Linked DNA regions of Homo sapiens: regions 1, 2 and 3 are each linked to region 4. The links are chromatin contacts, found by Hi-C or POLR2A ChIA-PET in ENCODE. All regions are on one chromosome and are shown on one strand. Each heading gives the region's core, a stretch centred on a gene start or an enhancer-like site at or near the end of the contact. The rest is flanking DNA. Distances are from core to core; before and after follow the strand shown.

What was found. A loop is a pair of places that touch in the nucleus more often than their neighbours do. ChIA-PET counts read pairs that join two places held with the same protein, here RNA polymerase II (POLR2A). Pooled maps may share reads with other maps.
Region 1: a map of naive thymus-derived CD4-positive, alpha-beta T cell shows a loop between it and region 4 (5-fold over the local background). The contact joins the promoter of SEPTIN7 here to the promoter of STARD3NL in region 4. A Hi-C loop is called at or near these places in 1 of 168 maps with a recorded cell type or tissue (naive thymus-derived CD4-positive, alpha-beta T cell), 5 of 37 single-sample maps with no recorded cell type and 12 of 50 pooled maps. POLR2A ChIA-PET finds 5 or more read pairs at or near these places in 1 of 52 experiments (CD4-positive, alpha-beta T cell).
Region 2: a loop to region 4 is called in a map of naive thymus-derived CD4-positive, alpha-beta T cell, with 8 times the contacts of the local background. The contact joins the promoter of HERPUD2 here to the promoter of STARD3NL in region 4. A Hi-C loop is called at or near these places in 1 of 168 maps with a recorded cell type or tissue (naive thymus-derived CD4-positive, alpha-beta T cell) and 9 of 50 pooled maps. POLR2A ChIA-PET finds 5 or more read pairs at or near these places in 1 of 52 experiments (Panc1).
Region 3: a map with no recorded cell type shows a loop between it and region 4 (7-fold over the local background). The contact joins the enhancer-like site here to the promoter of STARD3NL in region 4. A Hi-C loop is called at or near these places in 5 of 37 single-sample maps with no recorded cell type and 3 of 50 pooled maps.

The regions. Positions count from the first base shown.
Region 1 is chr7:35,799,615-35,803,222 of GRCh38, forward strand. It overlaps SEPTIN7 (septin 7), which reads left to right and starts at 1,443. Exons shown (of 14, transcript NM_001788.6): 1 at 1,443-1,656. The coding sequence starts at 1,596. It overlaps SEPTIN7-DT (SEPTIN7 divergent transcript), which reads right to left and starts at 1,011. Exons shown (of 5, transcript NR_120512.1): 1 at 876-1,011. RefSeq lists enhancers at 675-734, 857-1,480, 1,095-1,484 and silencers at 1,635-1,874, 1,905-2,354.
Region 2 is chr7:35,693,371-35,696,847 of GRCh38, forward strand. HERPUD2 (HERPUD family member 2) reads right to left here and starts at 1,765. Exons shown (of 9, transcript NM_022373.5): 1 at 1,431-1,765; 2 at 814-1,257. The coding sequence starts at 960. It overlaps HERPUD2-AS1 (HERPUD2 antisense RNA 1), which reads left to right and starts at 1,836. Exons shown (of 1, transcript NR_136255.1): 1 at 1,836-3,477. RefSeq lists an enhancer at 904-1,791 and a silencer at 1,234-1,643.
Region 3 is chr7:35,727,812-35,731,251 of GRCh38, forward strand. No RefSeq gene overlaps it. Among named protein-coding and RNA genes, the nearest start is that of LINC03013, 13 kb to the left of the region's middle. RefSeq lists enhancers at 872-1,021, 1,472-1,571, 2,482-2,731. Within about 2 kb of position 1,545, at least 9 of the 41 ENCODE cell types and tissues checked have a DNase peak (open chromatin) inside an H3K27ac peak, as active enhancers do.
Region 4 is chr7:38,176,004-38,179,523 of GRCh38, forward strand. It overlaps STARD3NL (STARD3 N-terminal like), which reads left to right and starts at 2,242. Exons shown (of 9, transcript NM_032016.4): 1 at 2,242-2,417. RefSeq lists enhancers at 1-141, 1,889-1,968 and a silencer at 2,219-2,498.

The DNA of each region.
Region 1 (3,608 bases), core at 193-2,692, 2.4 Mb before region 4:
ACATTCCCTTCTGTTCATCTCTGGAAGCAACCAGTATTCTGAATTTGGTATCTATCATTTCCTTATACAATTTTTAGTTTGATCTTACTTTTTTGTAATTATTAAACTTTTATTTATGGTATGTCATATATATCTTTCCGCAACCTGTCTTTTCATTTCTTCCTCAATATTAGGTTAATGACTCTATCCATATGAAAAATGGTAGCTTTAGTTCACTGATTTTTTGGTTCGTGTTGTATGTCAATTTGTTCAACAATGACACTTATTCATCCATTCTCCTATTAGTAGACATTTATTGTTTCACTAATATAAGCTATTTTGCTCTGAACTTTCTTGCACGTGCCTATAACTTAAAAATACACATACTTTTTTAAAACATGCAGTTAAACAGGAACATACACATTTCTTTAACATGTAGTTAAACAGGAAAAGTAACACATGTGCATGAAGAATACAACCAAGAGAGCCATCACGTTCAAGAAAAGACCACAGGTTATTCCGAGTGAAGTAAGGCTTTCACTAGAAGGCACTTGGGGAACGTTCCAATGACAGCGACATTCATCGCTACAGTAGAAACTCACACAATCGCAGCCCTTTATTAGTATTTTGTTACCCAGTAGTTCCTGTGTCCATTCATTTCCTCAACTGGAGTGTGAGCTCCAAGAGGACCGAACCGGGCACCGACAAGGTGAGCCAATATGAATGTGGCGAGTCCGCAATGGGGGCTACAGCGGCCGACCTCTGGGGCTGTGCCAGGCCACTAGAGTGTGATGGCGCGAGGGAAGGGTCGGGGAAACAGGGCCTAACCTCACTTTTCACCCCGAAAGTCAAGATAGCCACGGAAACAGGGATGAATGGGGAGCACAGACACCTGCCTCGAAGTGTCTCTTCACTTTCACTCACAAAGCCGTCGGGTCAGTAACCAGAAGCCGAGGGGCGGATGCGGCCCCCGCCCTGTGGCACTTTCTCAGTCTGGTTCTTCCAGCCGCGCCTCTTTGCCTTACGCCAATTCCGTAAGGAGGCGCTGAGGCCAACTGGCCGGCTCCCGCAGCTCCAAAACTTGACGTGAAATTGCGCGGGGCAGAGCTGACTGCGGCCATCTTTAATTCGGGCAAGACCCCACCCTCGCACCCCACCCACTAGTCCTTTTCAGCGTTCCCAGGATTTTCTCCAACAAATGTAACGCGGTTAACCTTAGAAGCAGTGTTGAAGAAACACGCAAAGAGGCCTGAGTATCCATGACCTCAGTGGTGCGAAACCCGGCCAACTTAAACATGGCGGCTAAACCCGAACAGCAAAACGTTGCTGACGCCAATGAAGTCATGCTCGAAATGGAGCGAGGCGGCGGAGCTGGGGAGGCGGTAATCTCGCGAGATGGAAGCCAGCCTCCGCTAGGCCCGGAAGCCTCGTCTGAGGGGGCGGGGGACGGAGGAGGGAGCGGGAGTCGAGCGAGAGCCTGTGGAGGAGTCCGCCTGCTGTAGCGTGCGTAAGCAAGGCAGCTACGCCGGGCGGCTACGCTGCGGAATCGGCGTAGGCGCCTTTGGAGAATCGGCGGGCTGCGCTCCGCTGGGGCTGGTCGCGGAGGGGGGGAGGGGATGTCGGTCAGTGCGAGATCCGCTGCTGCTGAGGAGAGGAGCGTCAACAGCAGCACCATGGGTGAGTCTCAGCTTCGGGTGCCGCGACTTGGGGTCAGCGGCTCCGAATGCCGGGAAGCTCTGCGGCCGCTGGACCGAGCTAGGGAACGCCCTGAGGCGAGGCGGAGGCAGCGGCGAGGGGAGCCGGGATGGGGGCCACTGCGGGCCCGGGGCGCGGCAGCGGCGGGCTCGGGGGGAGGGGAGGCGGCGGCGGTGACAGTTTGAATTGAACGTGAGGAGAGCCGAGGCGGCGGCATTTCCTGTGCCGCGGCGGGCTGGCCCCCGGCGCAGAGCCGCGGCCTCCGCGGCCGGAGCAGCCTGAGCGTGGTGGTCTCAGCCCTGCCCTTGCTTCTCTCCGTCCCTTCGCCTTTCCTCAGTCTCCTCCCGGGCCCGCCGGCTTCCGCGGCCCCGCTTCCTCCTGTCCCCGGCCGCATCCCCGTCGGCAGAAGTCCCCTCGTGGGGCAGTGGGCCTGGCTAGGAGGGTGGGGACGAGTGTGAACGCTCGGGCGAGGGTGCTGTGTGGGCCAACCCGGGCGGGCGGCGGCGGGGAGGGAGGAAGAAGGATGCACCAGGCTGAGGCTGTGGTGGAGGCGGCGGCGGCGGCTGCAGCCGCAGCTCCAGTCACCGCGTCGCCTCCCCGCTCCTCCTCCCGCCTCTCGGGGTTGCCTCTCTCCAGGCGCAGCCCGGAAGGCCGGTGGATGGCGGGCGAGTCTTGAGAACGGAGGGAGAATCGGTAGTTTGGTTTGGAATTTGGGCTTAATTTTTAGGAGTAAGGGAAAGAGAACGCCTGGGAAGGGCGCCCCCCGGAGGAGATAGAAAGGGTGGGAAGGGTCCTTGGAAAAGGGAGGGAGCGGAGATGTGGAGTGGCGAAGTTTAGGGAAATTAATTTTTGAAAATATTTCAATATTCTCAGTTATTCTCTTAACGAGCCCTTTCATTTCCTTTCCTCCCCCACATGTTGGAAAAAGAACAGGCCATTTCATTTACATTTTCCACTCCTGAGTTCCATTTCAGCTGTGTGTATAGTAAGAAATAAGCAACCGAGATTTTTCTAGGACATTTCCATTTGCTGAGTTACTTTTGAAGAGTACACTGTTTCAAATTTGGGTTTTTACAGTCCTAGGAAAGAATTTGTGACGTCCAGGTGTTTTCTTAGTTACTGAAATAATAACTTACTACATTTCTTGAGTTTATTGCTAAATAGTTCAGCTTTAAGAATTCTTTCTTCTGGCTTTTTTATTTTGATGAAAGGAAAAAATATCTTTGTTAGTGCCCCTGAGAATGTAAATGAACAGATCATCTAAATTACTAAGCATCTAACCTGTTTTACATATTTATGCACATGCAGGTGATGAGTATAGTCAGTTTTTCCCCCTAAAGTTTATGTGCAGACATGGGGAGGAGAGTATTTTAGACTTAAAAGTGTACAGGTAGGGATGAAATTTATGGAATCCTGATAGACTGAAGGGGGGATATAAACAATGACCAAGTCAGCTATTGCTGCTTGGATTCTTTATTTCTTCAGACTGCAAGGGAATGAGTAAGGGGTGGTTGGGTGGTGATGGGGGGGTGGTACGGTCGTGGCGGGAGAGCAGTAAACAATCTTTCATCTCATTCAGCTGTTCAGTGGGTGGGACTAAAGGAGATAAGAGTTGAGTGAAGCTATGAAATAAATGTGGAAGCTACATAGGTGATTTGCATGGTAGCATTGTCTTATTCTATGATGGGACAACATGATGGAACCAGGTCTTCATAACACAGTTATTAAAAATACATATTTTACCACATCTTAGGCTTACAGAATTCAAATTCACAACAAATAACAGAAATGTTAAGTTGATTTTAATTAGTTCTTATCCTTTAAAAAGAAAGGATATTGTCTTTTTCTAATGTAGCTTAACAATTTTTGTTGCAGGCTTTGGTTTGGAGATATTTGATGCATACATAATACATGAAAGGTAGTGTTAAAAGATT
Region 2 (3,477 bases), core at 515-3,014, 2.5 Mb before region 4:
TTCTTTGGTCCTTGAAACATATATAGTAACCTTGAAAGTATAATTTTTATAGGGGACACATACTTATTTCTAAGAAAAAAAAATCTTCAATTTCTGTTTAAGTTTCTGGGCCAAGTGTTGAAAGTAAAATGGAATTTTAGTGTAATAAGCAATAAAAGCTCTGATACGGGTTGTAGTGCTTTATCTTTTTTTTTTTTAAGAAAGGATATATCTCTCACTCGCATATTAGGTTGATGACTTTAAGTCCAAAGAAAGTAGTCCCTTTTCCATGCCTGCCAATTCTTTGAGACAGAGTCTCACTGTGCCACTCAGGCTGGAGGGCAGTGGTGCGATCTTGGCTCACTGCAACCTCCGCCTCCCGGGTTCAAGCGATTCTCCTGCCTCAGCCTCCTGAGTAGCTGGGATTACAAGCATGCGCCACCACGCCCAGCTAATTTTTGTATTTTCAGTAGACATAGGGTTTCACCATGTTGGTAAGGCTGGTCTCGAACTCCTGACCTCGTGATCCGCCCGCCTTGGCCTCCCAAAGTGCTGGGATTACAGGTGTGAGCCACCGCGCCCGGTCTTTGCCTGCCAATTCTTAAGTCCCTTGATATTTCTGCTTCCTCTTACTAATTAACTGAACCTCATCAGGAAAATATTAATGATGGTTCGAACACTCAGGAGACACAACCTCAGAACTCAAAATACCTCGCGGTCTACCAAAAGAGACCTATTTGATTCAAGACTGGAGGGGAGAAGCAGGAAAAAGGAGGGTACACGGCACGAAAAGCTGCTGGTCAGAGCAGCTGCCCCCAGCTTTTACACACTTACTGGTTTGCTAGGGTAAACGTTAGATAGATGCGTTTTTAGTTTCCCCACGGTCCAGTTCAAGAAGCAGCTAATAGTCTGGTCACTGTATTTCTGATTCGGTGCTTTAATGATGAGGGTCACAGGAATCTCCATCCCACTTTGGTCCATGGTGCCCCCAAAGTCAGACAGAGTCCAGAGGAGCGGCAGTTAAGCCCAAAAGAGCCGAGATGGTCACCGCCGGCGCGACTGGGATGAGGACAGAAGTGAGTTCTTAGTATTCCGTGTCCAAGTCAGTTACAAGTGCACTGGAGGATACGAAGCCCATTGCCGGTACCAAGGATGGACTGAGGTGGTGGCGACTGCGACGGTGGGGTCTGGGTGCCCGGCCGTGGAGGCAGCTCTCCCCGCCAGGTCCGGGCTCCGCCGGGCTCCGGACTGTGGAGGCCGTCGTGAGGAGAAAGGAAGCTATACGAAGGAAGGGTGGGAGGGATGAGGGCACAACGGCCGGCCCGGGGTCACTGCCCCGCCCCACCGCGACCCCCAAGCTGGAACGCAACAAGGCCCCTACGCCACGGCCCCGCGGTGCGGATCGGGGAAGCAGCTGGGCCGCTCAGGGCGGTCAGCGGGCACTGGGGTACCTGAGAGAAGGCCGCGGGGCCCGCCACCGCCGCCCTCCGCGCCCAGGCAGGGCCGCCAGCCACACCGTCCGGCCAGGCGTTTTCCGTGGCAGCCGCTCCCTTCCTGCTGCGCGGCGACCGGCACGGCCCAGCCCCGGGTCTCGCGAGGAGGCGCGGGTGAAAGGGAGAGAAGCTGACCGAAGGCGCGGCCCGGCTCTCCGCCTGACCCCTCAGTCTGGACAGCGCAGGGTGGCGGCAAGGCAGGGCTGGGCCGGGGGCGGCCCAGGCGACTACAGGTAGCAGGAGGGCGGGGACGAGAGCCGTTGCGCCACCGCTGGCGCGCCGGTTTTGTTGTTATTGCGAGGATTGTCTGGGGCCCCTTTAAGCCGGAACAGGCAGGGCGGAAGTGCGTCACCGGCGGCACGCCCCTGCACATGGACCTCCCCCGTCCCCGCCATCCCTGCCGATCCTGTTGCTGCCGCCTTCCCGCCGTGCTCGGGCTGCCCGGGACTCTAGCCGCCAGGCTTCGCGTCGCCCAGCGGCAGATCGGGCTCCTGGGAGCCTCTCCCCTGGCCGTTTGCTCGGCCTCGGCCCCAGCTGCCCTGGGGCCTAGCCACTAGCTCCCCTGGCGCTAGCCTACCCTGTCTTGACCGCACCCTGAAGATTTGGGAAGTCTTTCTCCATCCCAAGAGTCGTCTCTGCAAAAGTTGGTGTCCTTCCTGGTGCTGAACCACGCTTCTGCTCAAAATGTGTTGAGCGTCGTCTGTCTGCAAAGCACGGTGCCAGGAGCTTTGGTGGAGAAGGCATGGGGTACATGTGTAAAGAGTACAGGCTTTTGGTTAAACCTGAAGTCCTCCTCTACTTTCTGGGGGACCCTGGCCGTCCTTGCTGAGCCTCCGTTGACTTCTCTAATGGGGACGGTAATGCCTACCTGACCACAAGCTGATGAGTAAATGAGCTATGAGTGCAAAGTGTGGTGCAGTTCTGGCGTGTGCCAGCCTCTCAAGTGTCAGTTTCCGTCTCATTCCTCTTAATCTTCACTAAAATGGACAAGTATTCATTGAGCACCTAATGCGTGTTCAGTATGGTGGGAGATGAGGGATGACAGTATTATTTTTCTATTTTATAGGTTAGACATAGAACAAAAGGTTGAGTCTATTGCCCATAGCCGAACTTTTCTTCATTTTCTACTGTGGTTTAGAAGTCGGTATAGTAAGTTAAGGGTTGTTAGATGTGCATTTTCACAGCTCCCAGCTTCCACTTAGGAGTAGATAACATAGGGGACTTTGCGAGCTGGTCTCTTTCCCTCTTAGCTTCAGAAGGGCTTCGAGGTAGCCACCACTGAATTAGTTGAGAGACAAGGCACCCCTACGGAGGAAATCTCAACTGCACAACCCCTACTGTGCCCCAATTCAGCAGGAAGCAGTTAGAGCGGTGGTCAAACCTCCCCAATAGCACTTGGGTTTTCCTGTTGAGAGGGGGTACTGAGAGACAGGACTAGTTGGATTTCCTAGGCTGGCTAAGAATCCCTAAGCCTAGCTGGGAAATTGACCACGTCCACCTTTAAACACGGGGCTTGCAATTTAGCTCACACCCGACCAATCAGGTAGTAAAGAGAGCTCACTAAAATGCTAATTAGGGAAAAACAGGAGGTAAAGAAGTAGCCAATCATCTATCGCCTGAGAGCACAACAGGAGGGACAATGATCAGGATATAAACCCAGGCATTCAAGCCAGCGGTGGCTACCCTCTTTGGGTCCCCTCCCTTTGTATGGAAGCTCTGTTTTCACTCTATTAAATCTTGCAATTGCACACTTTTCTGGTACGTGTGTGTCACAGCTCAAGCTGAGCTTTCGCTCACCGTCCACCACTGCTGTCTGCCGCTGTCACAGACCCACAGCTGACTTCCATCCCTCTGGATCCAGCGAGGCGCCCATTGCTGCTCCTGATCGGGCTAAAGGCTTGCCCTTGTTCCTGCAGGGCTAAGTGCCCAGGTTCGTCCTAATCTAGCTAAACACTAGTCACTGGGTTCCACGATTCTCTTCCATGACCCACAGCTTCTAATAGAG
Region 3 (3,440 bases), core at 295-2,794, 2.4 Mb before region 4:
CTAAGCTGTTTTTACTCAACTTTTGGGTGTTAGCTGGTGAGTCATGGCCTCAAGGGAGCCTACACTGACTAGACTAGGCCTGGTGTTGCCCTCTTTACTTCTTCATAATGAGTAAAGGTTGACACAAATTGTGTATTTAATTATTGCAGATAACACAGAGAGGGATCATGCCCATATTGATAGCCCTTCAAGGCCTAGCATAGTGCCTGGAACATGGTAAATAGTAACATTTATGAATGTCAGCATCTCTGCAGAGCTTTCCCTACATGGATTACAGCTTAGGCTAAAGCACTTGATATATTGCCCACTCCTGCTGTTAATATTTTTAACTAGTTATTTTTCATATTATATAAGCAACATGTGAATACAAGTTCATTGTAAAAAAAATCAAACTCATATAAAAGCTATAGTCTTTTATATGTAAATGATGCCACAATAAAGCTACTTTTTAAAAAGCCGCGATCCTCCTTCACAACTCCACACCAGCCCAGTCCCATTCCTTTCCCAGACACACACTCCACTCTTAACAGTTTCATGTGTAAACTTCTAGATCTTCTTCTGTGTGTTTTCATACATGTACATATCTTCATACATTATGTGCTTTCATACATGTATATTCAGATGAATACTCATATATTTGTGTTTTTGCACATATATACATTGTGCACATACATTCAGAGTGTTTTAGTCAGAGTGCAATCAGAAGGCAGAGCAGTGCTAGATATGACATTGCAAGCAGAGGGAATTTAACAGAGATGGTGGGGGAGTTCAGTGGCCACAGAACAGCAGGAAGCCACTATCAACCCTGGAGCTGGAGGGACAGAGGGAGGAAGCAGAGTTACCAGAGCCCAGGAGCTTGGGTCAACTGGAAGAATCTGGGACCATGGCAGCACTTCCAGCTAAATCTGGAGCAGTAGAGGAAGAGGCTATCTGACAGTAGGTGGAGACATGGACGAAACCTATCAGACACCATGTGAAGCAGGGAGAAAGGGAGACATAACCTGTCTTCTTCCCTCCTCTCATTCTCCAGTGTCTGTCACTGGCTCTCCTTAGCCAGTCTGGAAATGAGCCTGGAAAATGTAGTTCCCAAGGATACAAAGCCCAGATAGAGGATGGTCTGGAATGGATCTGAGAGCAAGCAGACAAAAGGCCAGCACATGAAGTTGAAAATAAAACACATAAATAGCATCATGGTATATGTAATGTTCTAAATTTATCACTTACCATTTTTACAGAGATAAAATCTGGTTAAAATGGCCATTGAGAGCAGGCTTGATCCACAGAATGAAAGGTACAGCAGGAGAGCACAGAGGCAGACAGCAAGGAAAGACATGCTACAGAAGGGCAGCCCAGGGGCTGGGGTGGGTGCAGGTCTTGTTCCTTGGGAACCAGGCCTGATCTGCTCTGCAGAGTGGGAGGAGGGCAGGAGTATGAGATGACCATTGCCCAGCAGTAGTATCAAAGACTCAGAGAGTTTACAGCCTGAAGGAAACTTAGGTCTCCCATTTCAACTCATGACTTCTACAGAATAAGGAACTGAAAAGCAGAAAGTGATGGGCCCGGCAACCCAAAGTATCTCAGCTAGTTTTTTTTTTTTTTGTCATTTTTGGTTTTTTGGGGCATGGTGGAGGAGGTGTTAGGGGACAGTTTAGCACCAATGCCTCCTCTTCCTGCTGTGAGTCACCGAGCAGCCTAGCAGAAAAGCTGTGAGGAGAAATGAGAAGCTCTAGAGGCAATCAAGCTCATCTGTCCTGCTGGGGGGCCAGTGTTAGACACCTGACATGTCTTAAAAGCGGAGTCACCAAAGGACATCTTTTTCTTAGAAACTCCCCTAGCCTCCAGAGTCTGGTTTTAAACTGTCTGTGGCATAATCTCAGAGCCTCCAGCAGGTCTCAGGGACTGTGCTAGATACAAAGATGAATGAGATAAGATAATGAACAAGAGACATATTTCCAGGAGCTCTGAGCCTCACAGGGAATCAGAAGTGAATAAAAGGGAGCATGATGCAATGTGATAAATATAATACCTATGGCACAGAAGAGGAGTTGATAATTGCTGGGGGAAGCAAGAGCAGGGAGCTGGGAAAAGAAAGCTTCACAAAGGTAACCGCAGGGAAAGTGTTGAAGGAGGAATAGGAGCTTTTCAGAACACTAACCCCAATGTTAATAACTGAATTAGACCAACCTTCCCCAAAGACCACTATTATTCCTCAAGGATTTACACAGAAACTGTTCTTATCCCATTTACCTCTTATTACATAATGGGAACCCCCCACCCACCCACACACACACACACATATTTGAAAGTATATGATAGATGAAATGAGTTCACTGCCCCATCAACCATGATCGGCAGGGCCAGATTAAGATCTTCAGAGACTCTGGGCACTGCAAAGTTGATGGTGCTTCCATACGTAATTTAATGTAGGAAACAATGCCATCATGCACATGCCTGTAAAGAAGTCCAGCAAAGTTCTGGTTTTTCCTACAATGACACATTTTAGATGTTTTTCAAAATATCAAATAGCCAACATCACCCATGTAATGGTACTGGGATTCTTTTGGTGCCCCTGCTCTGCCAGTGCCCATGCCTGCTTATGGGTGACCCTGCACTGATGAGGCAGCCCCTTCCCACGCCAGAAACCCCAGGTGGGGTTGGCCTCATAAGTTCATATTCCTATTCTTAACCAAATGGACTTAAAGTTGTTCTTTCACTTCCCCATATATCACATGCATTATGACTTTGTTCTTTATCCCTTTCTGTCAACAAACACTCAACCTGCAACCCACGAAGGCCGTCTGAAGGTCTAGTGGTCTGGTTAACCATAAAGAAAGACTGGTGTGAGAAATGCTATTTTCTTATACTAAGCTCAGCTGCTTGTAGCAAGAGGAAGACCATGTGACAGTGAGGTGTTTATGAGCACAGGCTTTAAAAACAGCCATGGTTTAGCCGGGCGCAGTGGTTCATGCATGTAATCCCAGCACTTTGGGAGGCTGAGGTGGGCAGATCATGAGGTCAGGAGCTCGAGTCCAGCCTGACCAACATGGTGAAATCCCATCTCTACTAAAAAAAATACAAAAATTAGCCAGGCATGGTGGCACACGCCTGTAATCCCAGTTACTCAGGAGGCTGAGGCAGGAGAATCGCTTGAAACCTGAGAGGCAGAGATTGCAGTGAGCCAAGATCGCGCCACTGCACTCTAGCCTGGGAGACAGAGCAAAACTCCATCAGAAAAAAAAAAAGAAAAAAGAAAAAACAGCCATGGCTGGGTTCAACATTTGCTCTTTCACTTAACCATACGATCTTGGGCAAGTTACTTTACACCTGTAAATCCAAATTTTATCATCTATAAAATGTGCTTAATAATAGCACCAGCCGGGCGTGGTGGCTCGCGCCTGTAATCTCAGCACTTTGGGAGGCCGAGGCAGGTAGATCACCTG
Region 4 (3,520 bases), core at 992-3,491:
CCAAGTCCCCACCCAACCTAGAAGCCCAGCCGGCTTCATCTCTCAGTTTCCTTTAGTTCTTTGAGCATATGTAAGACAGTTGACTTAAATCATTATCTAATAAGTCCACTATCTGGGCTTCCTTAGGAATGGTTTCCATCAATTTCTTTGAGACTTCAGAGGCTACACATGAGTGAATGCAATTAAATCCACAATGTGATGCCTCTACATATTCACCAGAATGTATAACATTTAAAAAGGAAAAGAAAAAGGAAGAACACAAAACACAAATGAGTATAGTAAGTGTTGGCAAAGATGCAGAGTAACTGAAATTTTCATTCACGACTAGGGCATGTATAAATTAGTAAAACCTAAAAACTATTTGGCAGTGTCTATTAATGTTGAATATATTGAATATATACCCTGTGCATAGTAACACTACTTCCAGGGATCTTCCAAAATCAAATGTGTAACTATGTGCATCATAAGACAGGTACAAGAATATTCATAGCAGCGTCATTTGTAATTACCCCAAACTTTAAATAATCTAATGTCAAACAACAGTAGAATAGGCAAGTAAATTTTAGAATTATATACAAAAATGAAAATGAAACTATTATATTCTTGAATATGGATCAATCTTACAAATATAGTATTAAGCAAAAAGAGCCACATAAGAGTGCGTATTATGTATGACTATTTATAAACATTCAGAAGCAGGCAAAACTAATTGGGTGGTAGGATTCAGAATTGTGCCTATCTGTGTGTAGGGGTATAATGACTAAGACTGAGCATGAGGAAAGCTTCTAAATTGCTGGTAAACATTTAAAATTTTGCTGTGAGGCGGTGGTTACACAAGTTTGTTCACACTGTCACTAAGACAAGCACTTATGATTATTACACTTATTTTGTATATGTGTTATGCTTTAAAAGGTTTTCACATCTATCAGTTTATAAAATTTTTTTAAATTGTATTTTATCAGTATTGGCGAGGATACAGGGAAAAATTGCTCAAATACTAGCAGTGGGAATGTAAGTTAAAACAACTACTCAGGGGAGCAAATCAGTGAAATCTATTAAGGATTTACATCGTGCAAACTCTGTGATCCAGTACATTCTCTTGTTGGTATCTGCACTCTAGAGAAATACTTGGACCTAAGTACAAAAAGGCATCTACATATATATTTATGGTACCATTGCTTCTCATAATAATATTAATAAACAAACGTGAGGGTGGGGGAATGGTACATTAATTATGTATGTATATATATACACATATTGGTTCTGAGGACATGCAGCATTTTCAGAGAATGAGGTAGATTTATATACAGATATGGAAAGATTTCAATGCTAAGTGTAAAAAAGTAACATCTACACTTGCAAATGCACAGGAACTAGGAGTCATCATCTACAGACTGGGTTTGTAATTAGGGCCTAAAAGGGATATAAGCATAATTGTAACGTTTAAGCTTTTTTTTTTTTTCGCATGGACAAAATCTTACTTGTGTAATTTAAAATTAATAACGGTACTTAGAATGACTTTGGAAAAATATACAAATAATGAAATGGGGATCCAAAGAATGTTCACTGTATACCTCTGTACTTCTAAAAATGTGAATAAGTGTAGCATCCGTTGGGAGAAAAGTTTAATTAAATTTTAAATAAAACAATAAAAGGTGCCTAACTTCGTGTGAAAACAGACATATAGATATAATTAAATGTGACTACCGCTTAGAGATGTTAGTTATGAACTAGGAGCGCTGAGAAAAGGTATCCTAAATAGGTCTGGGGGAAGTGAGAGTTAGAAGAGGTGACTCTTGAGCTGAGTACCGACATAGAAATGGTATGCCCTGTTTTTATTCCTGGAGGGCTCAGCATGAGGTGCCCAAGAGGCCCTGAAACCCATTTCCATGACATTTTCCCACGAGCTGGAGCATAAACCCCCACCGAATAACTGAAGGGAAGCGGAAGGCGCAGAAACGCGGACGAAGAGGAAGCGGGCGCTTGTTAAACCGTGCGATGCACAATGCGGGAAAGTCCAACCAGCTCCGTGTTTCAAAGCTGGATGCCCAGATTTCCCACCCATTCCTACAGGCAGACCGGCTCGCCCTCTCCCTCCTTCCCGCGTCGTTTACTGGTCAGTAGAAGATTGACATGTCATCTGGCCAATAGGTTGGCTCCTCTATGGAGGCACTCAGGAACCAGTCGGGTCTTTGGTCCCTCGAGCGAGATGCGAGCTGTGTGCGTCGACGTCAGCGTGCTGACGTCACGGGCCGGAGGTCCCGGGGCTGCTGGGTGCGGGCGGTGGGCTGCGCGTTGTCCGCTGGACTGGGTCCCGGTCACGCCCCGCCAAGCCCCGCCCCTCAGGCCGGGGCGCGACCGCGGATCCGCAGTTCCCGGGCCAGCCTGGGGCGGCCGGCCAGGAACCACCCGTTAAGGTAGGCTGGGTTTCTCGTTCCCCTATTTGACAGGTTGGAAAACTGAGTCTCCTGGGTCAGATGACTTACATGGGGGCGTACAGGGGACCCGCGGACGGAGGCCATATCCTGGTCCTGTTCTGTTTCCTGAGTCCTGCGCGAGCCTCCAGGGGAGGAGGAGGGGCGAGGCAGGCTGTGCTCATAATGGACACAAGAGTGAAGTTGCAGAATGCTGAGCCCCGCTGCTCCCACGGCGTGGGCCGGGATTCAGGGATGGATATAGGTAGCGGGAGTGTCCTCATTCCTCCAGCCTGCGGACCCTGAGGAGTCCCCGGTGGGGTCGGCCCCGGGCTGGCGCCATGGGCCCCCAAGAAGGACCAAGAATTGGTGACTGGGTGTAATGCGTGGGTTGTCCAGACACAGGCGGTTGTGAGTCTCTTCTATTCATTGAGAAAAGTCGTGTTCAAAAAAAAAAAAAAGAAAGAAAGCACGAATCATGAATGTTCTCCCTGTGGTTTCAGTTAACTGCTTCACCTACTCGTAGATATCTCGCCATTGTTTGAAATCTTAGTTGCTTGAATACTTTTGATTTAGGGTTAGGGATTTTTCCCCCTCTCTTTTAGTTCAAACATGGGTGGACATTGTGGAACTTTTCTTTGTTCACTGTGTCATTTGTCTTCTATTTCACAGATGGAATCACTGAATTCATCACTTGACACAGTACTAGTTTGGATAAGTTTAGCAAGGTAACCAAGTAACGGGTCTAATTAAATCTTTACTGGAATTAGTCCAGTTTGCCACATTTCCTTGTTAGGAAGAATTCTGAAAGGTAATTCCCGTCTGTATACCATATCTACCCATACGCCTCTTTCTAGAAGCAGGATCTCACAAAACGACTTATGGTATCCTTGTTTTATTGATGGATTCTGATAAGGTGGTGGATTATTCATGTTCATAAAATGAAAACATACAATATGTTGTCGTGTAGAAGTCACTGTCTTTAAAATCTAACTGTCTCAAACATTGGTCTTTTAAAACTGCATTATTGCATTGCCTAAAACTGCATGAAAGAAATGAAATGAAACAGCCTCTGAGGGATATTACCTTACTTATGTTCACAGAAG